Linked DNA regions of Homo sapiens: all the other regions are linked to region 1. The links are chromatin loops, found by intact Hi-C in ENCODE. Cell type or tissue: ascending aorta. All regions are shown on one strand.

What was found. Peaks named below come from ENCODE experiments on the same cell type or tissue, not always from the same donor. Only the 100,000 strongest peaks of a DNase experiment are listed, where the experiment ranks them.
Region 2: it touches region 1 in a loop (3-fold over the local background); 1 of 110 quality-filtered maps calls a loop at or near these places.
Region 3: it touches region 1 in a loop (3-fold over the local background); 1 of 110 quality-filtered maps calls a loop at or near these places.

What each region holds. Positions count from the first base shown.
Region 1 is chr17:12,363,802-12,367,801 of GRCh38, reverse strand. No RefSeq gene overlaps it. Among named protein-coding and RNA genes, the nearest start is that of LINC00670, 180 kb to the left of the region's middle. In ascending aorta, no CTCF peak of the experiment used is centred here; a DNase peak (open chromatin) is centred at 1,801; H3K27ac peaks cover 3,307 bases.
Region 2 is chr17:12,689,603-12,693,602 of GRCh38, reverse strand. All of the region lies in intron 1 of MYOCD (myocardin), which reads right to left. All of the region lies in intron 2 of MYOCD-AS1 (MYOCD antisense RNA 1), which reads left to right. Among named protein-coding and RNA genes, the nearest start is that of MYOCD-AS1, 15 kb to the left of the region's middle. RefSeq lists an enhancer at 1,977-2,146. In ascending aorta, no CTCF peak of the experiment used is centred here; DNase peaks (open chromatin) are centred at 89 and 2,212; H3K4me3 peaks cover 587 bases; H3K27ac peaks cover 3,896 bases.
Region 3 is chr17:12,625,260-12,629,259 of GRCh38, reverse strand. All of the region lies in intron 3 of LINC00670 (long intergenic non-protein coding RNA 670), which reads right to left. Among named protein-coding and RNA genes, the nearest start is that of MYOCD, 39 kb to the left of the region's middle. In ascending aorta, no CTCF peak of the experiment used is centred here; DNase peaks (open chromatin) are centred at 932 and 1,869; H3K4me3 peaks cover 469 bases; H3K27ac peaks cover 4,000 bases.

The DNA of each region.
Region 1 (4,000 bases):
GTGATGATTTGATAAATGTATACATTGTATATTGATTGCCACAATCAAATTGACGAACACATCCATCACCACACATAGTTACCATTTGTGGGGGTGCTCACCAGGGACACTTAAAATCTGTTCTGTTATCAAATTTCAAAGAAGCAATACAGAATTATTAACCATAGTCACCATGCGTACATTAGATCCAGAGCACTTATCTATCTTGTAGTTGAAAGTCTGCACCCTTTGACCAACATGTCCCCAGTTTCTATGTGGTCAGAAGCGAGGCTGGCCTGTGAGAATTTCAAAGAACCCAGATGCTTACGGGGACAGATTTTTAACAGATCCTTGCGTAGAGTAGACCTTGAGATGAATTAGGTAGGATCCAGGGACAGTGAATCTTTTCATCTCTTTTATTTTCCTGCTTTTCCATAAGTCTGCCCTCCACTGCACACCATTCTTTTCCACAGTTGTCAATGTTGTCTTGATGATCTAGTCTTCTAAATCGTTCACAGTATTGAATTAAATATAGCACGAACTACCTGTTACAATTTTTTTAGTTCTCGATTCTCTAGTTAAAACGCTTCGCTTGAAAAACTGCTTATCGGCTGGGAGTGGTGGTTCACGACTGTAATCCCAGCACTTTGGGAAGCCAAGGCAGAAGGATCGCTTGAGCCCAGGAGTTTGAGACCAGCCCAGGCAACATAGCGAGACCTCATCTCTAGAAAACATTTTCAAAAATCAACTGGGCACGGTGGCACGTGCCTGTGGTCCCAGCTACTGGGGAGACCGAAGTGGGAGGATGGTTTGAGTACAGGAATGTTGAGGCAGCAGTGAGCGGTGATCACGCCACTGCACTCCAGCCTGGGTGACAGACAGAGGCTTCATATCTAACAAAAAAAAAAAAAAAAAAAAGAAAGAAAGAAAGAAAGAAAGAAAAAAAGGAAAAGAAAGAAAGAAAAAAAACTTCTATGATTTTTATTTCCTGACTTTTAAAAATGAAAAACTATGTTGCCTTTTTTTTCTGAGCAATAATAGTGTGTGCATGTGTGTGTGTGTGTGTGTGTGTGTGTGTTTCAGGAAACTTCAAGAAAGGTGCCATATGAAACATCTCAGAGTTTGATTTTTTGTTAATCTATAAACATGTTAGTTGGGGAGTTCAGTCAGGAAAACAGAAACAGACAGGTCATTTTCTTGATTTAAACGATGTCAAAATTATTTCTGGGTCTCAGATATTTGCGAGGAATCATGAGTATTTGAGCTCTGGCCACATGAAACTCATTTCACATTATACTCAAACTTCATAGACATGGTTCCTCCTTAAATAGGACCATGCCTTTAAAACCCAGAGTTTCAGACTTAGAAAACAATCTCAACCAGAGGGAGAATTCTTGCGAGGTCAAGAGACTCAATGTCATAGACATCTATGGTAGTGAACTTCTTTCATAAATCTTTGCCATGTAAATGAAGTCACCAAGCTTACTGGAAAATGCAGCTGAAACCCCCTATTTTATAAGATTGTGGTAGATTTGTTGGAAGGGGAATATGAGGCTTACTCCTCTCCTTTCCTCCCTCCCTCCTCCATGTAGAACAAACTGGCTCCAGGAGAAGCACTCCCCAAAGGTCCATCATTTCGTGAAGGCCTTTTTTTTTTTTTTCAGGCATGAGCTCATCACTTTCAGTTAAATAGTAATAAATGATTTGTAAGGAGCAACTTACATCAGTCCTTATAAATAACCACCCACTGCTGCATTTGACTTCCTTGAAATGTTGAGTCAGAGGCTGGATGCGCACAGGGTACCAGCTCTGCAATCTCTCAGTCCCTTGGTGCCAGACAAGTTCGAGTAAGCCTCAGAGCCTGCCAAGGGGACAAGGGCACTGCCTTTCACAGATACAGAACCTCTTTAGGCCACTAAGCCCTGGGTAGAAAAGGCAAAGGCAGCGTGGACCATGTTCCTGGGGTCATTCAGTTGCCATAGACTTTTCCTATTGCTTCTGCCATCAGTAAGTAAACTCTAATCTCCTTTCTACTCTCAGAGCCCTTCATAAACCACCTTTCTCACAGGCTGCTCTCAAGAGTCCTCAGATATAAAGGGCAGACATTCTCATTGTCAGCTACTTTGGGGAAGGCACTTCGTATCCCATACTGAGCAGTAATGTGTGCCTCCCTTCTCTGCTGCTGAACTGTGCGGAAAGCGAGTGACCTTAGTTACAAACAGGGCTAGAATTCAAGGCTTTGAAAGGGCAACACATGGCTTTTCAACTTAACCTATCAGGCATTGACCCCAAATTTTTATCAAAAAGAATGACTTATTAGAAAGAAGGTAAAGAATGGAGGCTGAGCATCAAAAGAACTCGACTTGAGGTTTCTCTTCACCCTTTACTAACCAAGGCTCTCAGCAGTCTTGCTCCAACTTGGCCAAGACATGCAAGCCCTGGACACACAGTGTCCTCCACTGTCAACTGAGATTGTCTAAAATGCCCCTTGCGCCCATCTCACAGGCTTATAGAATCACATGAGAGTGCCAGCACACTTTGGATATATAAAGTGGTGTGCAAATGTTAGGTAGATAGACCACAAACCCACGTAGGATCTGAAGCTATTTCCAACACACAGATACAGAATTCGTAGCTCTAGACTCATAGTGCCCATCCTGCAGTAGATTGAATTATTAATCCCAATCCCGTATGCCTTTCTGCAACCATGGTCTTGACTATATAACTTTGCAATTCTTTCAACTAAAGGCAGAGTATGCTTCCCCTAGGATGACCAACTATCCTGGTTTTCCCAGGACTGAGAGATTTCTCAGGATGTGGCTTTCAGTGCTAAAAACCAGGGAAGTCCCTGGAAACTGGGATGGATTAGACTCTTCCACTTCTTGTATTTGGGCTTGGCCAAGCAACTTGCATTGGCCAATGAGATTCTAGCAAATATGACATGGCAAAGTTTGAAATATGTTTAGGTGGTGATATTTGAGCTCCTGCACTTCTGCCATTGCTATGAAAAGAACTTTCCTCCTCTGAGTAGCTGCTGTCCTTTCTACCTAGGTCCCAGAGTGAACATATATAAAACAGACCTAACTGTAACCTGCAGCCCAGATGGGCCAGTCTGGATATAGCTTAGATTAGTCAACTCCCAACAAACACACAGATATGTGAATAAGAATTAATGTTTGTTGTTTTAAGCCACTGGCTGTTGGAGTGATTTGTTACATAGCAGTAGCTAACTGATATATATCATGTTTCTTCTGTTCAAGGCCACCTTTTGCTTTCTCTGTTCTCAGCAATTTGCCCTGCATTTTTATTATTTATTTTGGGAATGATAGATAAGAGAGATGGTTTGGCTCTGTGTCCCCACCCAAATCTCATGTTGAATTGTAATTCACAATGTTGGGGGAGGGATCTGGTGGGAGGTGACTGGATCATGGGGGTGGATTTCCCCCTTGCTGTTTCCCTGATAGTGAGTTTTCACAAGACCTTATGATTTAGAAGTGTATGGCATTTCCCCCATCTCTCTCTCTCTATCTCTCTCTCTCTCTCTCTCTCTCTCTCTCTCTCTCTCTCTCTCTCTCCTGCTGCCATGTGAAGATGTGCTTGCTTCCCGTTCACCCCTGTGCCATGATTATAAGTTTTCTGAGGCTCCCCAGCCATGCCACCTGTACAGCCTGTGGAACTGTGAGTCAAATAAACCTCTTTTCTTCATAAATTACTCAGTCTCAGGTAGTTCTTTATAGCAGTGTGAGAACAAACTAATGCAATAAGTCATGTTTTGTGGCATAGACTTCTCAGCACCTCTCTGTCTACTGTACAGAAGAAAAATGCTAACTTTGTGATTATTTGTTTTATAAATTGGAAGAAAGAATATATTAATGGATGAGTGTAAACCTCAGACACTTGGTGGTGTTATGATATATTCCCCTCAAAGAAGTATTCTGGATATCAGAAAGTGAATTCTTACAATTTTCTGTTGCTGGGACATCCATTTCGAATACAGGTTTAACTTTCTCATAGCAGAAGC
Region 2 (4,000 bases), 330 kb before region 1:
AGTCTCTCTGCGACTCCCAGGCTGGAATGCAATGGCACAATCTTGGCTCACTGCCACCGCTGCCTCCCAGGTTCAAGCGAATCTCCTGCCTCAGCCTCCTGAGTAGCTGGGATTACAGACACACACCATCATGTCCAGCTCATTTTTGTATTTTTAGTAGAGACAGGGTTTCACAATGTTGGCCAGGCTGGTCTTGAACTCCTGACCTCGGGTGATCCGCCCACCTCGGCCTCCCAAAGTGCTGGGATTACAGGCGTGAGACACCGTGACTGGTCTATGGTTTTTTTTGTTTGTTTGTTTGTTTTAAAAAAACATAAATGTCCCACGACAGCTCCACCCTGGATTTTTCTCCAAAATGAACTTCAGGAACAAGTAGCAAGTTCTACCACCACCCTACGCATGTACCTTCCTAAAGAAGGGAAAATATGTTCCCTTAATATTCTATAATCATAGAATAGGTGTGAAGCCTATTGAGTCAGAGAAGCAGCCCACTGTTTAATAATTATTTAAAAATGCATAGAAACTTGTGGGTCAAGTATAGTGGAGAACCAGGACTAGATTCCACGCTTGTAGCTCGGGGCTGGAACTAGGTTCCAACTCAAGAATGGGAGCTATACTATCTCTGCACAACACGGGAGCTGCGACCAGAGAGTGCAGAGTTTAGAAAGTGATAAACTCACTAATGCCTTCCCAATAATCCTGTGAAGTTGTTAACTATTATTTGTTGTTAATATTAAGGTTATTGCTATGTACAGATAGGTGGGCCAGGGCTCTTGGAAATTGAGGGTTAGGAAGCTTGGCAGAGTTCACTCACCTGTGCCTGGGAGAGAAAGCAGAGGCACTCAGAAGAGGGAGAACCAGGTGCGGCTGTATAGGTCTCCTTAGAGTTTCAGGTTGAAGAGGAGGGAAATATCAGGATTGAAGGACATTGTGACATTTTGCTTATTACTTAGACAGTCACCTCTGCCACATGCCCGCTGCTGGTGGGCAGGCCTTTCTTGATGTCAAAGAGAAGCAACAGGATGGGGCAAGGACATTGGGAACGGAAAACATAGATTTAACTTTGAGTCTGCCAAGCGTCATAATCCTCAATGTCCAAGAGCCCCAGCCTTCTGTATAGATAGCATCTGTATATAGCTGTAATCTCAATATTAACAACAAATAATAGTTAACAACTTCAGGATTATTGGGACGGCATTAATGAGCTTACCACTTTCTAAACTCTACAAGGTTATCAAAGACCTTTATGCATTGTATCGATAATGGCTGCTTCACAAGAAAGCCCACCTATTTTCTGGATGGCAGAATCTAAAGAAGAAAAGGGAGCTTTAGGTTGCGATGCGAATGCAAGCATATACCTTTTAAAAAGTCATTACTGCCTGAAACATTGGCTGTGCCCAGGAGTGATGGTCCCTTAGAAGAGGTTATGCCATTTACATGAAGGGAAAACTGAAGGCACAGGAGTAACACATCACATCGAGTGAGATGGAAAAGGCACAAAATGAGGTGAATAGAAGAAGCTGAGTCATTAATTCACTACAGGTCAGTTCTTTCCTATTCCTTTCTTTTATTCCTTTTCCCTCTCTCTCTCATGCTGATAATTCCTAGTAAGAAAGTTGAAAGGGGCTGATTATTAACAGAATTGAAAAGTGCCAGTCTTGGGGACTGAAGTGTTTTACATAAATCATCTATTGAAATCTCCCAATAGTCCTTGAGGAGTGTGTATTATTATCCCCTGGTCATAGCTCCTAAGATATAAAAGCTCATCCAAGGCCATAGAGTTATAAACTTAGGCAGGCAAATTTCCAACCATGATTTTGGACTCTAAACTTTTATCTCATGAGTGTAAGTTCCAAATGGAACTATTAATATTTGGATGAGAAAACAGTAACTTTAGTCATATTATACCTTGTGTTTTAATGTATTTCTTCCATTTGGTGCGAGGGTGAAGGGCATGTCTTTTTAAATGAAGAATCAGAAGCCATTAGAACATGAGGCACGTTTCATGCTACCTGCCCCCTAGTAACTCAACATAAGGGATGCTCAGCTCAGAATCACTGTCCATAGTGTCTCCATGGCAACAGTCAGGTAGGGTACCGTTTTCTTTCTGAAGCCAACAGGCAGCTGGGTGACTGTTCCGACCAACACAGGTGATGGCCCCGACCAAGTCTCCAATTAGAATGAGGCTCCTGAATGATCCCAGACTCTGATGGCATCACATGGAGACGTTGCCATGGTTTTGATGACAAGTATTGCTTTTCTGAGGATTGCAAAACACTTTATGTTCCAACCCCATGCTCGCTCATTCTTCACAGAGTGGAAAATGTGTCTCCTTGGCTGAAATGTTCCTCTTGAGTCCAGCCCAAAGATGACATTTTTAGGAAAGTTTGAGAAGAATCCTGTGGCTGTTACTGAGTCACGATAGAGTAGAAATGGATCTTTTCTATTTAAAGAGTTTTGAGCTACTGTTTGAAAATGTGACATTGCTAGGGAACGGTGAAAATGGAAAACTTTCCATTCGCTATCAACAAAGAAAGGTCATTACCGAATGTGCAACAATAGAGCTAAGAACTTCTGCCACCTGTCTACAAAGGGATTAGGAAGTTGTTGGGAGTTAAATTTAAGAATATTAGTGAATATGCTTGGGGCTTTAAAAAGGGATTGCTCATCTGGAATTATACACACGTAATTCTAGTTCCCATTCTGCTACTAAATAGCTATTGCTTTTGACAGCTCCCAGAGCCTTGCTGGATCTCAGTCTCAATATTAATTGAAGAAAGAGTTTACATTAGATTTGATCAGGATTTCCCCAATTTACCTGATATAAAAACCACCTAGGGGGGCTTGATAAACACAAATTTCCCTCGTCCCCTTCCTGGAGACTATAGTCTAGTATGTCCGAGGTAGACTGGGAATACATTTTCACAAACATTCCAGGAAATTCTGAGAAAAGAAGTATGTTTGAGAAATCGAAATAAGCAAATATGCTACATGCAAAAATGAGACCATTTTTTATACTATTTTGTGCCTTGCTTTTCCATTTTTTTCAATATGTTCTTACTTTTTATGTGGGTTTGTATATATGAACTCTCATTCTCTATGGCCACATAATATTTCATTATGCTTCAATATCTATTTAATCCCTTTTTCCTGTAAACTTAATTTTCTTTCCTTCATTAAAGATGAGCCATTTTGTACTCTTACCAGGACTATGGGAGTGTCTTAACTTCACTACGACCTTATTAACAATGGATGATGCTACTGAAGAAGAAGAAAAAAGCTTTGCTAATTTGATAAGTAACAATGGTATCTCATTATATTTTTTAATGAGTCAAACATGTTTTCTTAGATTTTTTTACTATTAGTATCTTTTCTTTTGCAAACTGTCTGATAACATTCTTTGACAGATTTTCCACTGGGATTTTTTTTTCCTTATAGACTTAGGAGATCTATTTATATTTGAAGTACATTAAACATAGTCAGTCATCTATGTTGTGAATTTCCATTGGTTTTTTTAGTTTGCCTTTCAATCTTGTGATGATTTTTGGCATTTAACATCTCTATATGCAATCCCTTAGAATATTCTTTTATGATTTCTATCTTTGATGTATACTTAGACCTTCTCCATCTCCAGATTATGTATCACTGAAATGTCCTTATATATTTATGTTTTGGTTTTTACATTTGCATTTAACTTTTCAGTGCATCTGGAATTAATTTTAGTGTATAGTGTTACAAAAGGCTCTAATTATTTTTTTCAAAAAAACTTTTTGAGACTGAGTCTCGCTCTGTCACCCAGGCTGGAGTGCAGTGGTGTGATCTCGGCCCACTGCAACCTTTGCCTCCCAGGTTCAAGCGATTCTCCTGCCTCAGCCTCCTGAGTAGCTGGGATTACAGTTGCCTGCCATCATGCCCAGCTAATTTTTGTATTTTAGTAGAGACGGGGTTTCACCATGTTGGCCAGGCTGGTCTTGACCTTCTGACCTCAAGTGATCCGCCT
Region 3 (4,000 bases), 260 kb before region 1:
TGGGACTACAGGCGCCCACCATCATGCCCAGCTAATTTTTGTATTTTTAGTAGAGATGGGGTTTCACCATATTTGTCAGGCTGGTCTTGAACTCCTGACTTCAGGTGATCCACCCGCCTTGGCTTCCCAAAGTGCTGGGATTACAAGCGTGAGCCACCACACCCAACCCATTTTAAGGTTTAAATACTTATCATTTATTACAGTTCATGGAAAACAGCATTCTCTTTAAACTTCTGGATTATTTTTTACACCTAATGTGAGCAAATGTTCATAAAGGCTTTTCCAGTATGAAGTGATGGATTTAGGCAAGCGGGTGCTTCTGAAAGACACGAAAAGACTCAGTAAGCACAGTTGCTATTTGTGAAAGAGACTGATGGGTACTTGTGGAAATTAGCAGCTCCCCGTCTTTTTTGGGCTGGTAATTGTTATGTGACCAAGCTCTGGCCAATGAGCTGTAATGGAAGTGTTGTGCGGGGCTTCTAGAAATCTCTTTAAAATAGAGGAGACCACACTTTCCCTCCTTTCTCTCTTTCCTCCTACTTGAAGTGTGCCGTTCTGATAGATAGCCATGATAGAGAATAGCTATTTGAGACCATGAAGTAACCTGGAGAATGGAAGCCACATGCTCAAGTTGGCAGAGGATACAGTTCAGAGCCTGGGTCCCTGATGACTCTTTGGTGTCACCATACCAGACATCACACCAGCCACAGGCTGCCTACCTCTGGACTCTTTTTATGATTAGGCCACTATTAGGAGAGTTTTTTAGTTTAGCAGCAAAATCTAATTCTAATTAATAGACTCTTACAGGAACAATCACTTCAACTCTAAGTTTCTATTGAAATAATTACCCATGGCTTATCTTCCTGTTTGGTAACTGTCTGAGCATTCCAGTCATGTTGTGGCATTGGTAGATCACAGGTCATCAGGCTAATGGAAAGTTACAGTTGACATAGTTTAGCAATAGCTCTGATGCAGCTTCCATAAGACCTAAGAGAATCCCCAGGGCTCTGTCTTTGAGCTGCCGTTGGCCAATCTTCTGTCTTTACCTGGCCTGTTGAATAATGGATATACACAGCCTAGCTCCTCCCTCTGCTATAAATATTCTAGACATGAGAAGCACCAAGCCATTTTTCTTTCAATTATTTTGTGACTCTTATGGCTATTTGACTTTTCTGCGTCGAAAAACAAACATAGAACATTAAGATAAAGCCAGGTCTGCCACAAATGCAAAAAAAAATTTTTTCTCTTCCCTTGAATGTTTTCCTAGTGACTCCTTTTGGAATGTTATTTTGAACTTACAAAGGTTCTTTTAAAAAAACTTTGTATATTTCTTTTAAGCATCCCTTGAGAAAGTCAGATTTAAACTTAGCAAACTCATTGGCTTTTTAAAAGCACGTTCTTAAAATAGTTGATGTAAATCTTGGTGGGAAATCTTTAGGTGCCCCGAATGGACAGAAATAGAAATGTTAATGGAAATGCCATTTGTGAAGACATTGGTGACGGCTCCATTCAGATGGACCCAATCAGGAAAGACGGGAGTTTGCAAACCATTCCAATGTGAGTCTGACTTTAGGAGCCCCAGAGGGGAAAAAAAATAAGAAGCCAGTGAAAGAAAGTAAGAGAGCAGGCGGTTATAATGGTGTTTGGACAGGAGAGACTCCTAGGTATGCATGTTAACACATTACAAAAGTCACAGTTATTTTCTAACCCTTTTATGGAGCAACCTCATCTTTCAAAGATTACAAATATTATTAAATGAATCACTCTGGTAGGTCTGCGAGGCTTGGCATGACGTCAGCTATTTTGCTGTAGGTCAACAGGAGAGTGAGGTCACAGAAGGTCCAAGCTACACGGAAAGCTAGTGGCAAAGGCCTCTGGGTGCTTGGCTTTACAGACTGAGGACTCTGAGCGTCAGATGTTTAGAAATGTGCTTAGTCACATGGGTGGCTCATAGTAAATCCAGGCAGTGCCAGCACAGAGGTGTGGCTTGGTGATGGTGCCGTGAGGCGACAGTAGAGTAGGAGCTTTATCTCCCCCAATTCTATTCCAGACATCCCGCAAACCGCCCCCCAAAATCAATCACGTTTATGAAGAGTTGAGTTTTCCTTAGTGTTATTTTAAGGATGATTAAAAATATCTACAGAAATACAATTCTGAGGCCGGGCGCGGTGGCTCACGCCTGCAATCCCAGCACTTTGGGAGGCTGAGGCGGGCAGATATCCTGAGGTCGGGAGTTCAAGACTGGCCTGACCAACATGGTGAAACCCCGTCTCTACTAAAAATACATAATTAGCTGGGTGTGGTGGCGCGTGCCTGTAGTCCTAGCTAATCGGGAGGCTGAGGCAGGAGAATCGTTTGAACCCAGGAAGCGGAGGTTGCAGTGAGCTGAGATGGTGCCATTGCACTGACTAGGCAACAAGAGCGAAACTCCATTTCAAATAAAAAAAAAAGAAATACAATTTGATTTGTCCCCTACCACTCTCACTTTCTCAGTACTTCTCTCCTGCTCTTCAAACCAGAGGACTTCCATTTCTCTGTAATTCTCCCACCCTCATTAAGTATTCCATATCCACCAGAATTCCCAGCCCACAGGTTTTTATGTGATAGTGCCTTGCTATATTTATTGCTATATTCATTGAAAGGCTTCAGTCTTTAATGGTACCAGGCAGATTTTTAGCATGTTAATAAATGTGGTTTAGGCCAAGCACGGTGGCTCGTGCCTGTAATCTCAACACTTTGGAAAGCTGAGGTGGGAGGATCGCTTGAGGCCAGGAGTTCAAGACTAGCCTGGACAACATAGTGAGACCCCCATCTCTACCAAAAATTAGCCAGCACGGTGGCTGAAGCCGGTAGTCTCAGCTACTCAAGAGGCCAGGCAGGAGGATTTTTTGAGCTCAGAGTTCAAGGTTACAGTGAGCTGTGATCGTCCCATTGCACTACAGCCAAGGCAGCAGAACAAGACCCTGTCTCTAAAAATAAAAATATGAATAAAATAAATGTTGTGGTTTAGAATTATAGATCCCACCATAAGTCTGGGCATTTTTGCTAAGAGTGCACTCTAGTCATGGTGACTATACCTCCTTATCTGCCCTGTTGTGCTACTGCTATTGTTATTATTACTGTCGTCTTTCACTTGAAAAAGTGTCCTAAGGCCGGGTGCAGTGGCTCATGCCTGTAATCCTAGCACTTTGGGAGGCTGAGTTGGGCGGATCACTTGAGGTCAGGAGTTCGAGACCAGCCTGGCCAACATGGCAAAACCTCATCTCTACTAAAAATACAAAAATTAGCCAAGTGTGGTGGGGTGCGCCTGTAGTCCCAGCTACTCCAGACGGTGAGGCAGGAAAATCACTTGAACCTGGGAAGCAGAGGTTGCAGTGAGAGCGGAGATGGCGCCACTGAGCTCCACCCTGGGTGACAGAGCAAGACTCTGTCTCAAAAAAAAAATTAAAGAAAAAAAAAAAACCCAAAAAACAGTGTCCTAAGTTTGCATGATAAATTATAGGCTGTTCCACAGCCAGGGGACAAAGGACTCGCAGGCTTTTGAGTCCAGAGGTTGGAGTGGAGTATGATGTATCCAGGTCCATTGCTGGGGCAGGCCAGTTGGTGTTGGCCATAGATGCCAGCTCCCTGTTATTAGAAAGGTAGATCATCGGGTTCAAGCCTCCTCCAAATGGAGATTTTTCCTCTGTCACATTGCAGACATGGTCCTTAAGGCTGGGACAGGGACCTGGCTTTGAGAAGCAGCCCATCCTGCGTGTAGCACTGACGGCAAGGGAGTTCTTTGTCAGACTGAGCTGAATGCTTCCTTCTGGAAGGGCCAAGGACATCTGCTCTGCCTTCTACCTGATGACACTTTAGATGGTAGTATGGGAGGCCAGAGGATGGAAAGATACTATCTGACTGGAGGGTCAAGAGAGATCATTTGCTTCTCTTCTCTCTCCCAGATCTCTCCCAAGGGCAGCAAGGAGGCGTGGCTCGGCACTCCCCCTGTATCTGTCAG